7 separate regions of the Mus musculus genome follow, and regions 1, 2, 3, 4, 5 and 6 are each linked to region 7. The links are chromatin contacts, found by Hi-C in ENCODE. All regions are on one chromosome and are shown on one strand. Each heading gives the region's core, a stretch centred on a gene start or an enhancer-like site at or near the end of the contact. The rest is flanking DNA. Distances are from core to core; before and after follow the strand shown. Region 1 holds the start of 4933406G16Rik (RIKEN cDNA 4933406G16 gene). Region 2 has its middle 56 kb from the start of Gm12018. Region 3 has its middle 140 kb from the start of 4933406G16Rik. Region 4 holds the start of Etaa1os (Ewing tumor-associated antigen 1, opposite strand). Region 5 overlaps Meis1 (Meis homeobox 1). Region 6 has its middle 270 kb from the start of Etaa1. Region 7 holds the start of Gsdma (gasdermin A).

Evidence for each region. Hi-C counts contacts between places; a loop is a spot of excess contacts on that map.
Region 1: a loop to region 7 is called in a map of regulatory T cell, with 22 times the contacts of the local background. The contact joins the promoter of 4933406G16Rik here to the promoter of Gsdma in region 7. A Hi-C loop is called at or near these places in 2 of 37 maps with a recorded cell type or tissue (T-helper 17 cell and regulatory T cell).
Region 2: a loop to region 7 is called in a map of T-helper 17 cell, with 33 times the contacts of the local background. The contact joins the enhancer-like site here to the promoter of Gsdma in region 7. A Hi-C loop is called at or near these places in 2 of 37 maps with a recorded cell type or tissue (T-helper 1 cell and T-helper 17 cell).
Region 3: a loop to region 7 is called in a map of T-helper 17 cell, with 17 times the contacts of the local background. The contact joins the enhancer-like site here to the promoter of Gsdma in region 7. A Hi-C loop is called at or near these places in 3 of 37 maps with a recorded cell type or tissue (T-helper 1 cell, T-helper 17 cell and T-helper 2 cell).
Region 4: a map of T-helper 17 cell shows a loop between it and region 7 (28-fold over the local background). The contact joins the promoter of Etaa1os here to the promoter of Gsdma in region 7. A Hi-C loop is called at or near these places in 4 of 37 maps with a recorded cell type or tissue (T-helper 1 cell, T-helper 17 cell, T-helper 2 cell and 1 more).
Region 5: a loop to region 7 is called in a map of regulatory T cell, with 22 times the contacts of the local background. The contact joins the enhancer-like site here to the promoter of Gsdma in region 7. A Hi-C loop is called at or near these places in 2 of 37 maps with a recorded cell type or tissue (T-helper 1 cell and regulatory T cell).
Region 6: a loop to region 7 is called in a map of T-helper 17 cell, with 36 times the contacts of the local background. The contact joins the enhancer-like site here to the promoter of Gsdma in region 7. A Hi-C loop is called at or near these places in 2 of 37 maps with a recorded cell type or tissue (T-helper 17 cell and T-helper 2 cell).

Annotation. Positions count from the first base shown.
Region 1 is chr11:19,063,877-19,066,825 of GRCm38, forward strand. 4933406G16Rik (RIKEN cDNA 4933406G16 gene) reads left to right here and starts at 1,399. Exons shown (of 5, transcript NR_046037.1): 1 at 1,399-2,218.
Region 2 is chr11:18,150,600-18,153,299 of GRCm38, forward strand. No RefSeq gene overlaps it. Among named protein-coding and RNA genes, the nearest start is that of Gm12018, 56 kb to the left of the region's middle. Within about 2 kb of position 1,337, at least 1 of the 3 ENCODE cell types and tissues checked has a DNase peak (open chromatin) inside an H3K27ac peak, as active enhancers do.
Region 3 is chr11:19,203,426-19,206,239 of GRCm38, forward strand. No RefSeq gene overlaps it. Among named protein-coding and RNA genes, the nearest start is that of 4933406G16Rik, 140 kb to the left of the region's middle. Within about 2 kb of position 1,298, at least 1 of the 3 ENCODE cell types and tissues checked has a DNase peak (open chromatin) inside an H3K27ac peak, as active enhancers do.
Region 4 is chr11:17,952,711-17,955,601 of GRCm38, forward strand. It overlaps Etaa1os (Ewing tumor-associated antigen 1, opposite strand), which reads left to right and starts at 1,260. Exons shown (of 3, transcript NR_131915.1): 1 at 1,260-1,375. Etaa1 (Ewing tumor-associated antigen 1) reads right to left here and starts at 1,165. Exons shown (of 6, transcript NM_026576.4): 1 at 853-1,165. The coding sequence starts at 1,084.
Region 5 is chr11:18,926,155-18,928,854 of GRCm38, forward strand. All of the region lies in intron 8 of Meis1 (Meis homeobox 1), which reads right to left. Among named protein-coding and RNA genes, the nearest start is that of 8430419K02Rik, 50 kb to the left of the region's middle. Within about 2 kb of position 1,322, at least 1 of the 3 ENCODE cell types and tissues checked has a DNase peak (open chromatin) inside an H3K27ac peak, as active enhancers do.
Region 6 is chr11:17,685,180-17,688,140 of GRCm38, forward strand. No RefSeq gene overlaps it. Among named protein-coding and RNA genes, the nearest start is that of Etaa1, 270 kb to the right of the region's middle. Within about 2 kb of position 1,689, at least 1 of the 3 ENCODE cell types and tissues checked has a DNase peak (open chromatin) inside an H3K27ac peak, as active enhancers do.
Region 7 is chr11:98,662,766-98,665,689 of GRCm38, forward strand. It overlaps Gsdma (gasdermin A), which reads left to right and starts at 1,586. Exons shown (of 12, transcript NM_021347.4): 1 at 1,586-1,673.

The sequences.
Region 1 (2,949 bases), core at 149-2,648, about 80 Mb before region 7:
ACCTGAGCAAGCCTAAAGTCAACGTGATGAGGAAGATGGCTCAAAGCCTGTGCTTTCCCCACCCTGAACCTTCCCTTCTGGCCCTGAGCCTTTGTCATTTTGCCTTGCAAAGCTGCTCAGATATATGTATCATGATTTTTATTTATGAAAACTGTGGGCTTTTTTTTTTTTTTTGGATTTACCAACTTCTACCCTATAGTTTTAAAACTAGCAAACTAAAAATATTTCTTATGTATTTAAAGACCTCCAGATGAAAAGCTTGTGTGGACTTTGAACTGTTGTGTTAAGAAAAAAATTCTCATGCTAGTGAGAATGTGGAACAAAGGACCACTCATTCGTTGCTGGAGGACTGCAAACTCTACAGCCATGATGGAGATCAGAGCAGAGGTTCATCAGGATATTGATATGCCTGGAGATTTGGTCATACCACTTTTAGGCATGTACTCAAAGGACACTACATACCACAGAGGACTTGCTCAACCGTGTTCACTGCTGCTCTGTTCATAAGAGCCAGCAATTGGAAACAACCTAGATGTCTGTCAGTGAATGACTGGATGAAGAAAGTGTGGCACATTCATAGAGTGAAGCCATTAAAAAAATAAAATTCTGAAATTTGCAGGTAAGCAGATGAAACTAGAAAAATATCATCCTGAATGTGTTACCCAGACCCTGAAAGACAAATACAATATTCTCTTGTATGTGAATTTTGACTGTTATGTCATAGATAAGCATGCTACAATCTATATAACCACAGAAGTTATAACCACGATGGTTAGATTGACAGTAAGGGACTAAGGGAGAGGGATGGATCTCCCTAGGAAAAGGAAATACAATAAACAGTTACAGATGGATAAGGTGGGGAGACTGGAATGAGGGGATTAAAAGGGAGAAGAAGGGAAGAGACGTTAGTGGGGGCTAGCTAAAACTGTGGGCCATTTGAGGGGTTGTATGGAAGCCTAATGTAGTAGAAGCTTCATATAATGTAATATATGTGTGTATATATATATATATACATATATATATATAATAAGTTGATACATATGTGTATGTACATCTACATGTACATGTAGGTGATTATATGAGAATGCAATCTATATGCATATGTATGTATATATATATATGTGTGTATATATATATATATACACACACAAGATGGTATATATATATATATATATATATATATATATATATATGCAATGTAAATGAAATCACCAAATAACAGGGAAGGCAGAGCCCCAAAACACATCTCTTATCACCCAATGAAGCTTCCAATACATGGAATGAGTTACATCTAATTGAATTGTTATCCAAAGGGGTTCCATGCCCCTCCCCCAACAAATAGCTCAGGCTGTTGCCAAGGCTTATTTTTAACCCTCAACAAACTGATATCAGAACCCTATTGCAGAAGTTACCACCTACATTGAACACAGAGAAGTCAAGTGGTTCCCACTTAGAGCCTCTACCCCTGTGGACTAGTGCTCATGGTCCTGGAACATACTCTGCATGTTACCCAGCTCCAAACTCTTCAGTGTACAAGAGTGACTTGGACACCGGTGTGATAGTGACACAAATCTTGTGGCAGTAAATTAGAATCTGATTTAACTTAAGGCATACTCCATGAAATGGAACCGATGCTCAAGGCTGTTTAGGTGACCAAGAACTAGATAACCTAGTTAGACTAGATAGCCCATGGGCACAGAGGAAAACCAAATTCTACTGCGCTGCTGACGGAGTGTAGCTAAAATGACTTCTGCTGTACTCATAGATCTGTGCCTTGCTCAACCATTGTTAGAGAAGCTGCCTCCTGCAGCAGATGGCAACACATAGAGACCTATTGCCAAACAATTTGCAGAGAGTGAAAAACCTTGGAACACTTAGCCCTCAAAGTGATGCCTCTATCAAATCTCTCTCCTCGTGGCTCAAGGAACTCTGTGGAAGAGGAGGCAGAAAGAGTGTGAGAGCTGAGGAAATGGAGGACACCAAGCAATCAAGGCCTTCTGGACACAACAGGGCTGAGGCCCACAGGATCTCACAGTACCAGAGTAGCATGAACAGGACCTGCTTGAGTCTGCAACCAGATGGGGTCTACAGCTGAAAGAGAAAGTTTACAAATGTCCCCATCCCTAACCTAGAAGCTATCTGCAAGCAATAACCACTTATGAATGAAAAGATGGTTTTTTTGGAAGGGAGTCTCACTGGAAACAAACCACTCGGCAGGGTAGGCCCTATGCCTAGCCGGGAATGGCTAGCACAAAACAAACTCAACAGCCACGTTACAGGTTCTCTGTCTCATAATGCTGGCAGGGCCTTTCCTCTCTACCTTATGAGTTCTTTGCATATATATCATGACTTTCAAGTTTGGGTTTTATGGTATTCTTGTATGTGCTAACATGTGTCTCTGGATCTATATGTGTTTGCTATGCTTTTACTTTGTTGTTTGGTTGGTTTTGTTTTCTCGTTTTGTTGTTTTGTTCCATTCCAATTGTTTTCCATTTATTTTATTTTATTATTTTGACTGTTTTTTTTACTGAGAGACAGAAAGGGTGTGGATCCAGATGGGAGGGGGCGGGTGGAGAGGAACTGGGAGGAAGGGGGAGTTAGAATCCACAGTATGGAAAAAAATATTTTCATGAAAAGAAAAATACAGAGTATGATTATCCCCAGCTTTGGATTTGTGTGTTAGCAGAGAAACAGACACTTGCAGAATTTCAGTCAAAGCTCTGCGATGACCACAGAGTGTGACCAGGAAGATCATAAACCTGATGCTATAGGAAGCATGTCTCCTGCTCATATGTCTGCATCATGGCAGAGCAGATTTTTTTATACCTGCCAGACGATTTACTTTCAACATTAAACCAAGATTTTGAATGTTAATAAGATAGTAACAAAACAATATGTATTATTTTCAATAGGGGTTGAAAGGCTTTTTTTTTTTTTTTTTTGCATGTG
Region 2 (2,700 bases), core at 87-2,586, about 81 Mb before region 7:
TCCAGTTAGTTCTTGCACTGGTTTTTACGGCTGAAGGCACCATCATCGGCTGAAGGCCAGCCTCACTTGGAAATAGTGTCAGCCTTAATTTGAGCCACAACACAGGACCCAAACAGCTAGAAATTTAATAAAATCTTCACTTGTTTATTCCCTTCCAACAGAAAGAAATATTAATATTTACTTCTGCAGCTGCCTCTGGTTTAGAGTTTAAGTGTTCTGACACTTGCACAATGAATATAGAAACCTCCTACTCCTTTGTAAGTTTGTCAGTGAATAGACTGGGTTCTAACTTTGCATGGGTAAGAGCAAGAAGGCTTGCTGTACCTTTAGACCGTATGCCTTGACTTTTGTGCCTCATGTACACAGATGCTGTCTGTCTGGTGCTACACAGGCAGCTCTTGCTTGATTGCTCTGGAGTGTCTGCCTCATCTGCAAAATGAGTGAAATAAAAAAACCCAAGTCAGAATAAGAACTGAGAGAGTGTGAAAGCCACACTTGGGTCACTGAGTCATTGAAAGCTCCCTCTGTTCACGTGTTCCTCCCTGTCACTGCCCTGATGTCACCTAATCCCTTCTGATTTTACTTATTTTGAATTAAAAAAATTAAAAATCCCTTGCATTTTACCCATTTTTTATTAAAGTCACTTTTAAGCTATGTCTTCCAAATGTGCCTGTGGCTTCCTGTCTTAGCAATGTATATGCATTAAAAGTACAGCAACAAATTTCCTTCAGTTCGGGTTTTGTTAAAATACTTTGAATGACAATTCAAACACATTCATCTGTATTTGAAAACTTGATCTGATTAAACTTGGTTTTCACATCTTATATTTGCCAAAGCGTGCTTCATTTTGTGGCTATTTTTTGTTTTTTGTTAGTCTGTTTGTTTTGTTTTTTCAGTGATTGATAAGCTGCTTTGAGAAGAAAACTCAGGACCAGGCTTCATTCCAGGCCACTCAGCCAAAGCCTGGTGTCTTCATCGCACAATCCATGTCTTCTGCCTCAAGATGAAGGGACTCACTCACCGAAGGCTTAAAATGAGGTTTAAGCAAGCACACTTTTCATGCTAAACAAAGCATGCCATCATTTTATTTTACAAGTTATGGGTGTGCTTTTAATAAACTCACCGTCACACACACATACAAAGAAATAAATAGATTTGTTCTGCTTAAACCGGCATACAAAGAGCTTGGAAGGAAGGACAAAAAATCTTTAACACCTCTTAGGCAATGGAAGGGAACTTCACACTTCAGCCTCATGTCAAGAATGTGTGATAACAATTTGACAGGTAGTAAGTGGATTCTGTCCCAGGCCTTGCAGGGAGATGACCCTGGAGCATAATGGTGTGATCTGCAGGCCCTTAGCTTCCTGCCCAGCAGGGGGTAGCCAAGTGCCGGCAACCGGGAAGCAATTCAGTCCTGCAGGAAACAGCCTCCCAGCTAGAAATAGCCCTCTGATTGTAGAAGCCAGCTCTTCTGATTAATGCCAATACTTGAATTATTTGTTCCAAAATAGCTACTCATCCGAGGCCTATCTTGGGATCTGGAGCTTAGGCGACTGTGTCCTTTGAAAAGAGATTTTAAAAAATAAAGATAAGTTATTTACTTGCCCAAGACTTCAACTGAATATTGGGCTGTAAAGGCAGGAGGATTTCATTTTCCTGTTTGAGTCTTCTTTGTCTTCCCCAGTGTGCTAAGGGTATGAGTTTCCACAGATGTGGATAGGCAGGTCTGGTCGGCTGCCCTGGCTCTTTGAGTGCATGGCTGCTGGTAGGAGAGCTTAGCCACTGTCACAGGACATCTCCTCAGAGAACCTGGGAGCCAGCCGGTGACAGAGCTGAGGAGCCAAGGTGATGACTGACAGGAGAGAAGACAGGAGAAAATTCTCCAGTAGGAAAAAGGATGTGTGTTGGGGAGGTGGGAGTGGGGTGGTGGGCTGAGAGGTGACTGCAGAAAGGAGCAGCATCCTGCTGTCGGCCTGTCTGCTGCTCCAGCTACTTGCTGACTGACCTGCCTACTCAGAATGGGTCCTTCTGGCCTTCACATACTCACCTTGTTGCTTCCCGCTCAGGCCATTTTCCGTCAGTGCTGCGTTTCTTTGTTGTTGTATTTTTTTCCCAGTTCAATGAACCCTCACATTATGGGTTTCTGTTGTCATTCTAACCTCTAATACACAACCATTACGTCTTATCTCGTCTTCTAAATTACTTCAAAATCCAATTACAAAACCCTTTCTCCTCCAAGAGCACACAACTCTCCACATTACTGAAATGCCGGGCTTTGCTTTGTCTTTCTAAATTAATAATAGCTACCATTTTCCGTCTGTTCTTTCCGAGGGATTCGGTTATATCACCACATAGACTAACAAAATGCCGATTATGATTCTTTTGCCTTTTTGATGGGCTACAAAAAAGCTAAAGATAATTTCCCAAATATTCATAAAAGATCTGTCAGTTTTTAGAATCAACTTTTTGAAACTCAATCTCTAAAGAAGACAGCATTTTAAAATCAGTTAAAATTTAAATTAAATCAGCCAGATTTTCACCCTTGATTTACATTGCAGAAGCCAGTCTCTTCCAAAGGTTTTAGACATTTGAATAGGTCTGTTTGTTTTCACAGTGATTTTAATAACACAAGTGAATATTTAATCCAATCAATGTCATCGTAATTTTCTCTAATCTAAGGAAAATGGCTGTCTTAAAGGC
Region 3 (2,814 bases), core at 48-2,547, about 79 Mb before region 7:
AGTTGATTTTTTTTTTTCAATCAAAAATGTGTGACTGGGCCAAATATGATGTTACAGGCCTATAAGCTCCAGCATTTGGGAAGCTGAGGCAGGAGGATCATGAATTTGACACCCAGGTGTGTTACACAGCATGGCCCTGTCCAATTACTGCCCCCCACACACCCCCCCCCCCCACATGCACATGCACACACATAGTGTCTGGTTGAATGTTTTCTTTGATTGCTGCTGATTAATAAAGTTTCCCCAATCTAATCTCGAGTCCCCAGTGCAAACTGACGCCAAACTCGCTTGTATGATACACATGCCATACTGCTGTAATCTTGCCAAACCACCTGAAAAGAATTATTTTCCTTGCCCACACACACAAAAAAATAACTGTCAGTTCTTTAAAGTTCAGACTATAAAGGTTTGAATAATTAAAACCTTTTCTACACCTTGGTAGCACGCCCAAAAAGTTAAATGTGTTCCTGTCCTAGCATCTATGAGATAATTATGGGAAAAGGAATGAGATTCTTTTAGAAAAGACACAGAAATCAAGTAGTTATTTGTGCCTGCAAATCCTCTGGGGTCTAAAGAACTAGCAAGATAATAAATTGTTTTTGCTAAAAACAGGAAGTTTGGCAAAGATGTAAAAGTACAGCTAAACTTTGGCCAGGCAACCCAAAACATTGTGTTCTTCTTTGAAAGTATTCCCAGCAAGGAAAAAAATTGGAGTGCCTTGAATCCATAGTTGCAGAAACAGCAGAGGCATCTGGCAACGAGAGCAACTTGCCAAACTTGCGGCTCTACTGCACTTGTGGTGGGAGGATGTGCCAGTTTTCCTCGACTTATGTCATGTGCAGCTGGAAACCCCGTGCATAAATAAGACTCCGAGTGCTGAAAAGATTTGAGCAAGCATTTCTCTGCCTTTTTTCTCCCTTCATCTGAACTAAAAACAAACAAACAAAAACAGAACAAAAAAAAGTCAAAAAAAAATAAAAGCATCACCCTCCCCGCCCTCCAAAAAAATTTTTTTTTCTTGGAGTTTATACAATTTGAAGTGTAGAAGATGGGGATGCCGGCTTCCCCGGGACCTGTTTCTAGAAAAAAAGTACTCAGTGCCAGCATTCTGGAAGTTGTTAGTGTCTCCTCCCCCACCCCATCAAATTCTTCGTATTCCCTCGCCAGCTTTATTAATGTGATTGTGATTATGTGGCATCTGCTTTGGACGGAGCCAATTGGATTATACTTTCCAGTTTAGTCCATCAGTGTGGAGAGACTTCAAAATGTAGGCCAGAAAAAATAAAGCTGTGCACCGGTGACGTCGGGAAGGGAGGGAGGGAGAGGGGGGCTTCTGTGGCTGCAGCTGCAGGGATGCCTGGGATGTCTTGATTGGGGAGAGATGGTGCTCCTTGGTCTTGCAGGGTGGGAGTTTTCCAGCTGGCAAGGACAATGGACTTCCTCTTGTTCTCCTGCACTGCACTGGGTGATTTGTCTGCGAATTTTGGACTCAGGATTCCAGGGGAGACACTGCCCAGTTCAATTTCTGCCATTTATCTGGAGCTGAAGGCAACTGTTCTCCCCTTTATATCTCTCTTTTGAGTAGAGGGAACAGGATGCGATATACCCGCTTAAAGCTAAGCAAACTCCACTTTAGAAGAGGGCATGTGCACACGGGAATCCAGCGGTGGCCACAGAGGGACAGACGTCTCAGTCCCAGCCAGATGGCTTCTCTCTGACTCCTGTTGTGTCTTCTGCTGTCTTCTTGTTGGGGGGCACTAAAAATGTCAGCAGCCTAGTGTAGTGAGAGTCAAAAGACACACTTCAGGCCCAGGCTCCACAGCTCATGACTGTGACAGTTCTGCCTTTCTGAATTGTGATTTCCATATCCATGTCTGTCTCAAAGACAAGTCAAGAAGAATCTACAAGCAACTGTAAATCCTGCCCTGTCATCCTGGATTGTGTTGATCTATGGATGCTCAACACACACTGACTGCTCACTGGAGAGGGAGTCATGGGGTGATCAAAGGAGCCTGTGGGCATGCTTCTGCTACCCTGTGTGGTATCACTCTTGTATGAATGAATGCTACCAGCTCCCAAAATGTCATATTAAATAGATTAAAAACTAGACTATCTTCCTTTGATAACTGTTAACAGATTAAATGATTTTATTATGAAGATATTAGGGAAAGTAAAAAGCAAATCACTTTTATTTACTGCTTAGAAACACTTTTTGTAGATCAAGATTCTTTAAAAAGTATTTTTCCTATTATTTTATTCTGTTATTAAATTTGAACATAACTATATACTCCAAGCATCTTATTAATAAACATTTTCTACTTTCATTATATTTAAATACATTAAATTAAATGTTATTTTAAAATGTCTTTTAAAATTTTTAGATATATTTATTGTATGTGCATGAGTATTTTGCTACATGTGTGCCTGGGGCCCATGAAGACCAGAAGATGTCCAGCCTCTGGGATTAGAGTTACAGACAGTTGTGAACTACCATGTGGGTACTGGAAACTAAACCCAGGATAGTTTCAAGAGGGACTCTTAAACCCCTGAGTTACCTCTGTAGTCCCCTTAAGATATCCATAGCATCTCACTGCACAGGTTCTTCAGAGGAGGCCCAGCTTTTCCTCATTAGCAGTAGGATGTTCATCTTTTGCATTTGCATCTCTTGGGAATAGAATTGGTGTGTTTCAAAAAGGTCTCCAGAGACTTGCTTTCCTTAGAGAGGCCAAGGGAACAGACTTGCTGCCCCCTGGCAGGGAGTGTTGGTCAAAGTGGACTGGACTTTGATGTGGCTTCCTTTGGCTCCTATCACAT
Region 4 (2,891 bases), core at 10-2,509, about 81 Mb before region 7:
AGATGACAATCATTGCTTCTAAGTGTTACGTTACTTCATAAAAGCTAAAGTCAAACAATTAATTTTCATGTCCAATACAAAGCTTGTCTCCTAAAGACAGTTACTTTAACCACAATAGAAATGTTTCAATGAAAATAATATCTTAATACTTCATAAGTTTAGCACTGTAGTTAGGAAGTGTTCTTTGAAAATTCCATAGGCCCAGGAATGATACCATCTGATCACTGAATTACTATCACCAGGCTTTAGGTACCTCCATGACGTCAGCAGATGTACAGGAAATGCATCCAAACAGAAAGCCAAGCTAAACTCTCACAAGGCCCCTCCTGTAAACTCGACCCAATTTTTTTTTTACTCCATACACCCCAAAACCAATAGTGATTTGTTTCTAGGGAAGCTCTGTCTAGAATCACTTGAAGGTTTACAATGTTATTTTTCTTTCCCAGCCTCGTTTTATTCATAGCAGAAACAAGCAAGGTAACAGACATTGTATTTTACGGACACACCCTAGGATAGAGGTTATGAGTTTGGTCCTTATTGGGATAGATATCTCTTAACTCCAAGTTTACAGAAATGAACGCGCCATCGGTTTGCTGGGCTAACCGGATGTTACACCTAGCAAGTTCCGGGAGCACACTACGGTTTCTGAGGTGGCCCTTTTTGCAAAACAAAACAGCGAGGAAAACAACAACAACCAGCGTAGGTGCCCAGTTTCCGGAACACAGTCCACGGCACAGGCCCCGCCCACAACCAGACGTTCAGAAAAGGCCCGGTTTACCGGACTCGGCTCTGCAGCCCCAGGCCTCCCGCCCGGTCTGCACCGCCAGGCTCCGCTCCCCGCCCTCTCCTCACCCCGGGGACTGCGCCCGCCGTCAGCCGCTGCCTGCCGCTGCGCCCGCCGCGCAGACCGCGTTCCCGCCCGGCGGAGCTGGGAGCTGCAGGCCGCCCTGGACTCCCGCAGCCACGGCTCTGCCGCCGGGCGGCAGTTCTTAGCAGCCGCCCTGTGCGGCGTGCTCCTCCGGGCAGGGCTGTCCGCATGCTTCCTTCGCCGACTCATTCCCGTGCCACCGTCCTTCAGCTGCATTCACATTTTGCTACAGCGGAGCAGGGCAACTGCTCGACAGAGAGCCCGCGCGCCACCGTGCAGCGCCATCTTTGCAAGTCGGGCGCGCAAAATACGCTGCTTCTAATTGGCTGCCTCCGTCTAGGGGCGGGTTACTACGCATGGTGCGGATTGGCTGCGTCAGTGTGAGGGGCGGGGTTAGAAGGCTGCGGCCAGGGCTGAGGAAACAGGAGTTTTCTGAGGTCTACCATCAGACTCGTCCAACTTAGCAGGAACTGCAGGACCCTTTTCTGGATCTGTGACAGGAACTTGGTATGTGAGACAGTAAAGAGTTCATATACAATGACAGATTCTTATTGAATTTAAAATTTAATTGATTATTTCTAAGATTCAAATGATGGTGTGTTATTCGATAATATGAGAAAATAAAGACTATAGTTTAGGAGGTAATAAACGCAATAGTTCATAGATGTTCTGTTATGTGCGTAGCTCCAAAATGTAGGAAAACGTATTAATTTAATAAACTAACAGTCGCTGGAAACTGTACATGCAAAACAGAGCTGTCATCTTAGTAGGAATAAAATAGTGTTTATTTTGAATCAAGTAATAATTTCCATGGCCAGGGAGCATTGATTCAGGTTGGCCTAAAAACATGTTTCAATATAAAAGCAATCGCACAGACTTTAACAGTCACAGAACAAAAAACAAAGCATTTGCCAGGCGCTTTGTTGGGGACAACAGGTAGTAGGTGGGTTACAGCAAAGCAGGAGATGATTCGTCCATAGGCTTTAGGTAAGGATATAATTTATGAGACCCATCCTTTCGTTGATGGAAGTTAGTGATCTGGTAACAGTGCATTCCAAAGTTTTTACCTGCTAGCCTTCAGGATGCCAATCCTGACAGCTGGGTCCTTAATGGCTACTTAGGGCACTAAAGATAGCCATAAAGATTATTTGGTTTTATATCTGTAACACTCCAGTTTCCTTATCATGAAGTGTGTCTGTCTTTTTGTTTTTCAGACAGTGTCTTATGTGTGCCCTGCCTCCTTATTTAATGCAGTCTCGCTGTGAACTCCTGGTCTTCCTGTCTCAAGCTTGTCAGTGCTAGGACCACAGGTCTAGGTCCTGAACAGAATCATCAGCGTAGTTGTGCCTTCTTCCATGCCCCAAATAAAGTGAAACTCGGAGGTTAATTGTGCTTTAATAGATTAGTAATAAACCAAATTCTAAGTTTTTAAAGAATATGATTTGCGATAAATAGTAAAACAAAAGAGTGCCAACTCTACAGAGAGAACTATAAAACACCTTAGAAATAAATTGAAGGCCAAAATAAAAAGGGCTATGCTGTGTTTGTGGTCTGTGTCACTCACTACTGTTAAAGAGTCAATTCTTCCCAAACTGGTGTATAGTCAGTGCTGATGCCCTTAGTCTCAGAGCGGGAGGCACATGCCTGTGCAAAGGGAGGATACCTTTACTCTAAGACATGGAATGAAAAAGGAAAAAGAGACAAGAAATTTCTTGATCTCTTGAAGCATAATGAAGCTGAATCTCACCCAAATGTCAGGAGAGTGGTTAAGACTTACAACAATGTTCTAGCGGTGAAGGGACAGACAAATAAATGGATGGGACAGATAAAGTGCTTAGGTGGAAGCACTGACTTACACCTAAGTACAGGCTTTGTATAATACAAATAAAAGCCATTTAAATAATGAGGAAGGACTATGGGAGATAAACAGTATAGCCAGATGGAATGGTAGCTCATATGTGCAATCCTCCCAGCATGCAGAGGGCAGAAGCAGGAGGATTGAGAGTTTGAGGCCACCTGGGTT
Region 5 (2,700 bases), core at 72-2,571, about 80 Mb before region 7:
TTTACCTTGTAATTCCTTGGTTAAGTTTAACCATAATTTATGGCACAGTGCTTTCAAGTATTTTAGCCCCTGTGTGGTGGGATTAGGCTGATGAGGATAATTCTTATCAAATCAAATAAAAATATGGCTTTCCTGGAGAAGGGCCCAACATTAATCCCACCATCAACACAAACCCATCAACACACACACACACACACACACACACACCTGATGTTCTTGGAGCAAAACCAGAAACATCTAGGGATACTTTAAATTCCATGTAAAGGGCCAGGGGTCTGGCGACCATCTAACCATGGTGTTAATGCTTTAGTGACTGTGGCAAAGCCAGGGCCCCAGTGAGGTCATAGGGATGCCTGGCTCCATGTTCATCTATTAAGTGTGCATGCGAGGCAATTTCAAGAACAAAAACAAGTGATAACTTTTAATGTCAGGGCATGGAAGTAGAGAGCTCCAGGAGGTTGGAAATTATGGCCCCTGCTTCACTGTATAGAGAGATCTCTCTTAGCTCTCTAATCCTTTCTGTCCTTTTCCTTCATCTGTAAAATTGGGATACAAGTATTCATTGTAGGATCACATGCAAATTAACTAGTCAATAATAATCTGTTTAGGTCAAATGGGATGCTTGCTTAGAGCTCAATTTTTAAAAATTCAAATCCATGCCATTTCATGCATGTCTGCTTAGAAATTCAGTCCAATATTTACTCAGTCTGTTTTGAACCCTCATGTGATGAATGTTGCTGAGTGCTTACAGTTTCTAGTCAAATACAAATAACTTTCAGAGAGTAAGTAGTGGGTGCCTGTCATCATGGTAATTGATGGTGTTTTCACTTCAGGGTGTGGGCCTGATACGCACAGGGCTCAATGGGGAAAGTAAATGAACTGACTGGACAAAATCTCTTGCCCAGTACTTCTGCTACTCATAACTCAGTACTGCCAAGTTGTCTCCGTCTTAGCAAGAGGGAATAGCTACACACACACACACACACACACACACACACACACACACACCACTGGTTAAGTTGATTCCTTGATTTTTATTTGCTATTAATAAATTAAAATGTATGGCTCTGTGGCTTATCATTACAATTCTTTAAGAAGGTCAGGTCTTCAATAATTCCATGAGGAAGGATAAATTCGTACACCTAAACAAAGGACAATTTGCATTGCTATGAAATGCAAGTCTCTCCCTGTTGTCAATGTCTAGATCCCACACTGCCCTGAGAGGAAGCTTGCAGGGGCACAGGCATACTGTATTTCAAATGGAGATTTTATGTAAGCTTATTTTTATAGTGATTCCAAGAGTAGCTGCTCTGCTTTTTATCTATGCAAACTGGAAATAAAGTAGGCACCCTGCCAGGTCCACAACAGCAGGCCAGGCCCAGGCTACCACGGGTGACTCATACAATGACATCTAAAGGCTCCAGAAAAGAACCCTGACTAATGGCTTTTGGATTCCATGTGACCTTTGATCCTCAATGCCTTCAACCAAAATAAATGACCCAATTTCAAGAAACTCCATCCAGTATGTGACCCTAATGAGTGAAAATTTACCTGTTCCACAGTGATTAATAGGTACTTGTTACTTATCATAATTCCTTAAATCTTAGCCAAACTAGGGCGAATTGACTTTTCAGATGTTCATATTTTAAAACAACTCACTTTCCAGGTAGGTGCAAATTTGAGAGTGCAAGCGTGTAAGTCAGAAGTTCACTACAGAGCAAATGAAAAATATGCATACAATTCTCCCCAAAACATGTCACTGCCTCAGTACTTACTGATGTAGTGACTACGGACTGACAAAAGCCATTGGTCTCCAGGGATACAGCAGGACTGTGGGGATGTCCACAAGCACTGCACACTCTGCCCTCACACCACAGTTAACTTCCAGCTCTGGACAGCATCCCCAGAACACTGATGGGAGATGGGAGCACAGCCTCATCTATAACTAGACCATCATTGCAACCTTTCCATCTGCCCAGAATGTCCAAGTACACTGTCAATAAGCCAGACAAAACCACCCTCATTTCTTTGTGAAAAGAAGCCAAGCTTTTGGCATGTTTGACATACTCATGAAAGCTATTTGATACCCAAAGGGAAGTTGTTATACACTGAAAAATAATTGAGGATTGCAAAAGAAACACAAAACACCTTGGTCTGACTGATAAAATGAAAATGACTGTATTTTAAACCAGAGTTAGGAAATTATAAAAATCAAGAAAAAAATCACCTTTCTATTTAATATTTGTCTTTTGGCATGTGTCTCTGAGATCTTGGCTAGGTAAGGTATCGCCAGTGAGCCAAGAAAATGGACATCATTGGAAGCTTGCTAAAAATCCCTATCCTTGAATCAGAATTTGTGTTTTTTAAAAAGGATCCCCAGATAATTTGAGGTCTATTAAAATTTCAAGGATCATTTCTATAAAACTAGGCAAATAATCTTCAAGTTGGTCATAATTTCTACTTTCTGAAGTTTTAGAAAACAGCCTTTAACTTTTAAAGACCATTCTTTATGCTTCCATGACTTTCTGAATGTGCTCAATGTAAGCCTCATGATACAAATACAAGAGGATGCTATGATTATATATTATAAATGCTGTATGGAAATAAAAAATCATGACAGTGTCTTCTATGAAGAATCTAGACAGTTGCTCTGTGTCTTTGCATTGCATCACCTCAGTGATTTTATTTAACATAGCATCA
Region 6 (2,961 bases), core at 439-2,938, about 81 Mb before region 7:
AGTTTCCATTCTTGGAGCCAAAAGGCTCTGTAGGCAATACACAGAAGGAGTTGCAGAGGATGAGGGAGTGGAGACTTTTGGTTTCGTTACATACTCGCTGTACCACTGCATCAGGGTGTCTAGGATTTTTGCCCTCATGATGAAATTATGGGTGTTATCCTTCATTTCCTGTTTTGGAAAATGGTTTGACTTATGAAAAACAGGTTAATTGCATATTGTTTTTGTGAATTAGGTTGCTAATTTTTCACATCATAATTAAGCTAATTAGAATTCTATTATTTTCCAACAGTTTTAATGAGGTCTTCTACTTGGCAAGGAACCTGTGAGACCAAAAACCATTGCCATTTGTTAAAAGATGGAGAAACCCCGATGACAAGCAGAGTTTCAATTGCATTTCAGTTAATACGATTTATTCGTTAAGCTGATTATATTTTGTTGCTTCAAGTCTGACAAACTTCTAAAGTTGTCCACTTTTCTACTATGTCTCTGTTGCTCTATCTCCACTCCCGCCTCCATTCCTCCTTAGAGAATTTGTGGCGTCTGGGTTAAAATAGGTGGAAACAGTCTCTGTTTCCAGCCACCGCTCCCCAGCTTGGTTGGAATGCTCATCTGGTTGTGATAGAGCCTGCGGGTTCGGCCAGCAGTTCTTAAAATAGTTCCTTGGCTTATAAAAAAAATAGTCATTTGGGCAGCTCAGGGTTTGTTCTCTGGCTGCTTCTGGCAACTTGCTTTGGGGGGCACTGTTGCTCCAGTTTGGGAGTTACAGCTGGGCTTTAGTGAGTGATGGCTCTCTCTTGCACAATCTCAGATCTGCACCCCTTGTCAAGTAATCATTACAAATGTTTCACATAGGAGCAAGCTGGCACTAAGCAAAGGTCTGCCTTTTAAAAGAAGCATGGGCCCTAGGGGTGGGGACCACTCTGTCCTGACCATTGTAACATTTTCCCCTTTGACAGTGTAATTAAGTGCTAATTAACTAAATGAGTGTAAATGAGTGAAGGTTGAGATAAATATCTACATCTTCTTAATCTATTTTCCCCTCGAAGATTTGATAAAGGAAATTTGGATTTAATGGAAGATATCTGTCAATTATTTTTTTTAAGGTGGCAAATCTGTTTAGAAGGAACTGAAATACACCAGTTTTAATTTCTACAGGACAAGTTAACAGCATATGAATATAAGAGAGGTGCCATAAAATGGGGATGTGGTGCTGCAATAATTATGGTAAGGAGGCTTGGTGAAACTACCTTTTGCAAACATCTGCTTTCTGCTTTTTTTCATATCCTGCAGATGTTGCTGAACTGATGAAAAATACTGACAGGAGAATACATTAGCCCATGAAGTCATTTCAATGAATAAAGCAAAGACTAGCTTTTAACTTTCTAAAAAATCTACTTAGAAAAGAACTCTGCTTCCAGAATAGGGAGAGATTACACCAATAATTGAGAGGGGCCCAGGGCCTTCTAAAAGCGTCAATAGTGATCTCTTCTTGCCAAAGGGGAGAAGAGATGCTTTGTGGGGGAGCAGCCAGGGTAATAAATGAGAATCTTTGTAATTCAGGCACTTTTCCATTACCTTCCATGGTGAGTGATTAGAAATGAGACTGAGGAGCAGCCATGGAAAGCCCACTTTTGTGCTTGGCAGTAGAGCAAAAAGCTGCTGAGTTTTGCCCCAACTACCCTGCCTATCCTGCTAGGCAGCCCCTGAGGCTGAGACCAGAAACAGATTGACAGCTCTTGGGTTGGAGCAAGAATCTTGGAAAGGAGGTGCTATTTGTGGTTCCGGGCAGTCAATACCCTTCCCAGACAGGAAGTGGTAAGTCAGGCACATGTATGCTAAACTGCCTGGAAAGCAAGGACTGAGCCTGGGAAACGGCATTTAATGGGGTTCAGTTGCATATGAGATTAAAACCCTGAAATAAATGCAAAAGAACTATTTTGGCCTATACCCTATTTGGCAGGAGGATTAAGAGCCTGAAATAGTCCTCTGGCTGCCTGGGAACTCTGAATCACTCCCATTATTGATATAGCCACTTCGAGTCACAGCATCATGTGTTCAGAAGGCCCCAATTAAAATGTACAACAAGTGTTTTTCTGATAACCAACCTGGCAGATAAGAAGGATGTACTTATATAATGTTTTTGTTAAAAGAAAGACAACAAGAAAGAAAGAAAGTAAGAAAGAAAAAGAAAAAAGAAGAGAGAGAGAGAGATTCCAAAACAGAAACTGCACTTTTCTAATTCTTCTCTGAATTGACCTTTAATTGCTTACAGCTAGTAGTATCATCCTTTTTTCTTTTTCTTTTTTCCTTCTGAGGCAAAAGGACAAATCTGCACCATGTCTCGGGAAAGACTTTTTATTGTCTGTTCTATGAGGCCTGGAGGTCCCTGGAGAGGGATTCTTTCCTGACCACACAATCCTTCTGTTTTAGCCACAATGCACGGGTGATACCACCAATTACCTCTCTCCAGCTCTACCATTTACTCTAGTACTGGTGCATGGCATATTTCTTACTGGCATTAAAGGCGTTGCTTCATCTTTCCTCCTACCCAACCCTTCTTTTCTCTGCACCTGGCTAATTTCGGACTGTGATTTATCAGCTGTATTTCTCAATGCAGATTATCAGGTTCAACTCAATATGACCAGTTCTTGCTCCTTTGGGGGAATCTTGGCCCTAATGTAGAGTGGTATTTAAAGGCTATTTAGCCTCATTGGCAATATCATCATAATAACTTGTAACATTTATGCCTCTTCTAGTATGAGTGACATAGCTCCTCGGCTGTTTTAGTTCACTGATCATCTCTTCTCTGCCTTTGGCTAAGAGCAAATGTTGAATCTGCTGGTCCTCCCAGTGATAATGATATGAGTGAGCAGCAAAGTAAGATGCTGAGGTTATAGGTGAAGAAATAGATGCTCACAGAAACGAAAGCAATTTAAGATAATGCAGCCAGTGAAACTAGGA
Region 7 (2,924 bases), core at 336-2,835:
ACCTTTGCAGAGCTAATTAAGGTGTTCACACAACCTCTGGACTATATATACAAGATTTCAGATGCCCTACATTGTAGTGGTTTAAAGAAACAGAGACAGAAAACTAGGGGGAAAGGAAAAACAGATTTGTATAACACAAATACCACACTTCTGCACTTGTACTGTCATATAACAAAACCATCCCACACACCCAAGAACCCAACTCCACCTTTCCTAAGGGGGATGGGCACCTGACAGCAAACAGGAGCTAGAGCTGTCTGTCTAAGATGCTGATAGCTGTGCCAGGTGAGAAGTGGAAGGGAATGGAGGAAAGAAAAGGGGTGAAGGATGGGGACCAGAGAGGCAGAACAAAGTGTGGAAGGATTCTGAGAAAGTAAAGTAATAAAGTTTTAAAGATATTTTTGCAGAGTGTGAGACTCTTTCCTCACTCCTACCAGTCCCTAAGGAAATCTCCAGGAAACTGCTTCTTCATATGGCCTTGCAGTAAATCACATAAATTGTAATTTAGAGACCTGCCTGTGTGTGTAGAATCCTCTTTTAAGTGATTTCCAAGGAGCAACTTTAATAAGATAATGGGGGCTGGAGAGATGGCTCAGAGGTTAAGAGCACTGACTGCTCCTCCAGAGGTCCTGAATTCAAATCCCAGCAACCACATGGTGGCTCACAACCATCAGTAATAGAATATGTAGTCCTCTTCTGGTATGTCTGAAGAGAGCAGCAGTGCACTAACATGAGAGAGAGAGAGAGAGAGAGAGAGAGAGAGAGAGAGAGAGAGAGAGAGAGAGAGAGAGAGAGAGAGAGAAAGTTCCTGAATGACCTACAGGGAGACAGCTGAACGCCCACAGCATACATCCTGGGCTGTCCGTCATCTCACCGCTGAGATCCACCTCTGCCTGTGTGTGAGCATATATTCCATATACTTAGAGATGCTTCCAAATTATAGAAGGCCATATGAGCTCACTCTATCCTGCCTCCTCAGACTTCTGTGCATACTGGTACCAAGTTATGCATGTGTAGCCAAGGCACATATACACATAGAGAGAGGTAAGAATCAGCAGGCTGATGCATACAAAGTTGAAGGGCAGATTTTCAGCTGCTCTGCTGCCTGTAGTCCCTGAACATACAGGATTTCTTATCACTTATCATTTCCACAAGGCCTCAGATGAATGGCAGGTGCTTCCAGATGACATCAGGGCAGTGATCCACCCTGTATCACCCCTGCACACAATTACACGCATGCATGAGTACACACACACACACTCACATGCACACTCACACACAAATAAGCATAAGTGCATACACACACGCACACAGCCAATTCCCACTGCCTCCCTTCCTCCCCAGTCTATAAGCAAACTTTCAGTCCCCCTTCTTTCTGTCTCAGCCCCAGCAACACAGACACCTGCCTGGCATCTTTTTACCCACCCCCACAGGACCTGAGGCGGGGCACTTCAAACAGGTTGATGCTGTTCTCCTGGAAGTGGAACAAAAAGGGGTGGGGTCATTGTGGGAGGCGGGGTCTGTGGGAGCTTACATCCCCGCCTCCATGGAGGCATAAAGCAGCCAGTCCTGATAAAGGACAGCCAGTCATTCCCTCACCCTATAGACAGAACGAGCTCTGGTTCCTCACCACACACCAGCTGCCAGACAGGATCCAGCATCACCCTTCCCTGGTAAGATCAATGATGGCTGAGGAGGCAGGGGGACATTCTGGGGAACCAGGGGAAGGTTGGGGCCAAATGGGCATGGGATTTCTTATCCTTTATCATGGCCATAAATCTCCCTGCATTTTACTGGGGGTAGGACTCATAGTAGGCCTTAGAGAGAAGAGAGGCAGCCCTTTGAGTGCCACTCTGGTGAAGGGTAGGTCCTTCTAGGTACACTCAGTTGGTCTCTGGAGGGACATAGGCCATCCCAACCCTTCCAGGAACAAGGGCTGGAAAGTATATTGTAGATGGCAGGATGGCCCCAACATCTCTGTGTGCTCCTTCCTGTTTCCCTGCCTCTGTCAAGTACTACAGAAAGGTGAGGCCCATGGAGGCTAGCTGATGTGTCTGATCTCTTCCACCCACCAGGAAAACCTGGGTGTGTCTCCTGGATCCCCAGGTGAGATACCTCGACTTCAAAGACAGAGTCCTAAACTGTCAAACTTGTGATCCTTGCAGGCCCCACATCCTCTTGGTCCCTCTCCCTCCAGCATGTCTCCCAGGACCAAGCTCACTCTTTCTATCCTTGTTTCTACCAGACATGGTGCTGATGCTGTAGAGGTGACTCAGGCCCATTTCCTGCCCTCAGGAAAGTCACAGTTGAGTAGGCAAGGCAGTCAGGTGAACAGATGGATGGTAACAAGATGAATTAGCAGGTGTTTCAGAAGTGGATATACAAGATGCCTTGGGAATGCAGGCAGAGTCACCAAAATGCCCAAAGGAGTAAAGGGGTGAGCAGGTGACATGAGTTGAGTCTTTTTTTTTCCTTCTTACTCCAGTCCTGCTTGCTCAGAGTCCAAAGATTGATTGATTGATTGATTGATTGATTGATTGATTATAAGTACACTGTAGCTCAGATCTCATTATGGATGGTTGTGAGCCACCACGTGGTTGCTGGGATTTGAACTCAGGACCTCCAGAAGAGCAGTCTGTGCTCTTAACTGCTGAGCCATCTCTCCAGTCCTTCAGTTGAGTCTTATAGGACAAATACGAATTCTTTCTATTGGAAAGGGGATATATCGTAAGCAGAACTAACAAAGGCAAAGAAGTAGTTGGGAGAGAGGAACTAGGAAATTTGCCCACTTATACTGGTGTTGCTAGGAGGTGGGTGGGAAGGAAATGGAGGGTGCAAACAAGTGTAGCCTTGCCAAGGAAAGGGCAACTGGGGAAGCTGCCCAGCTCTGACTGCCCAGGCTCCTGGGCCCAGTGCGGTTGCTT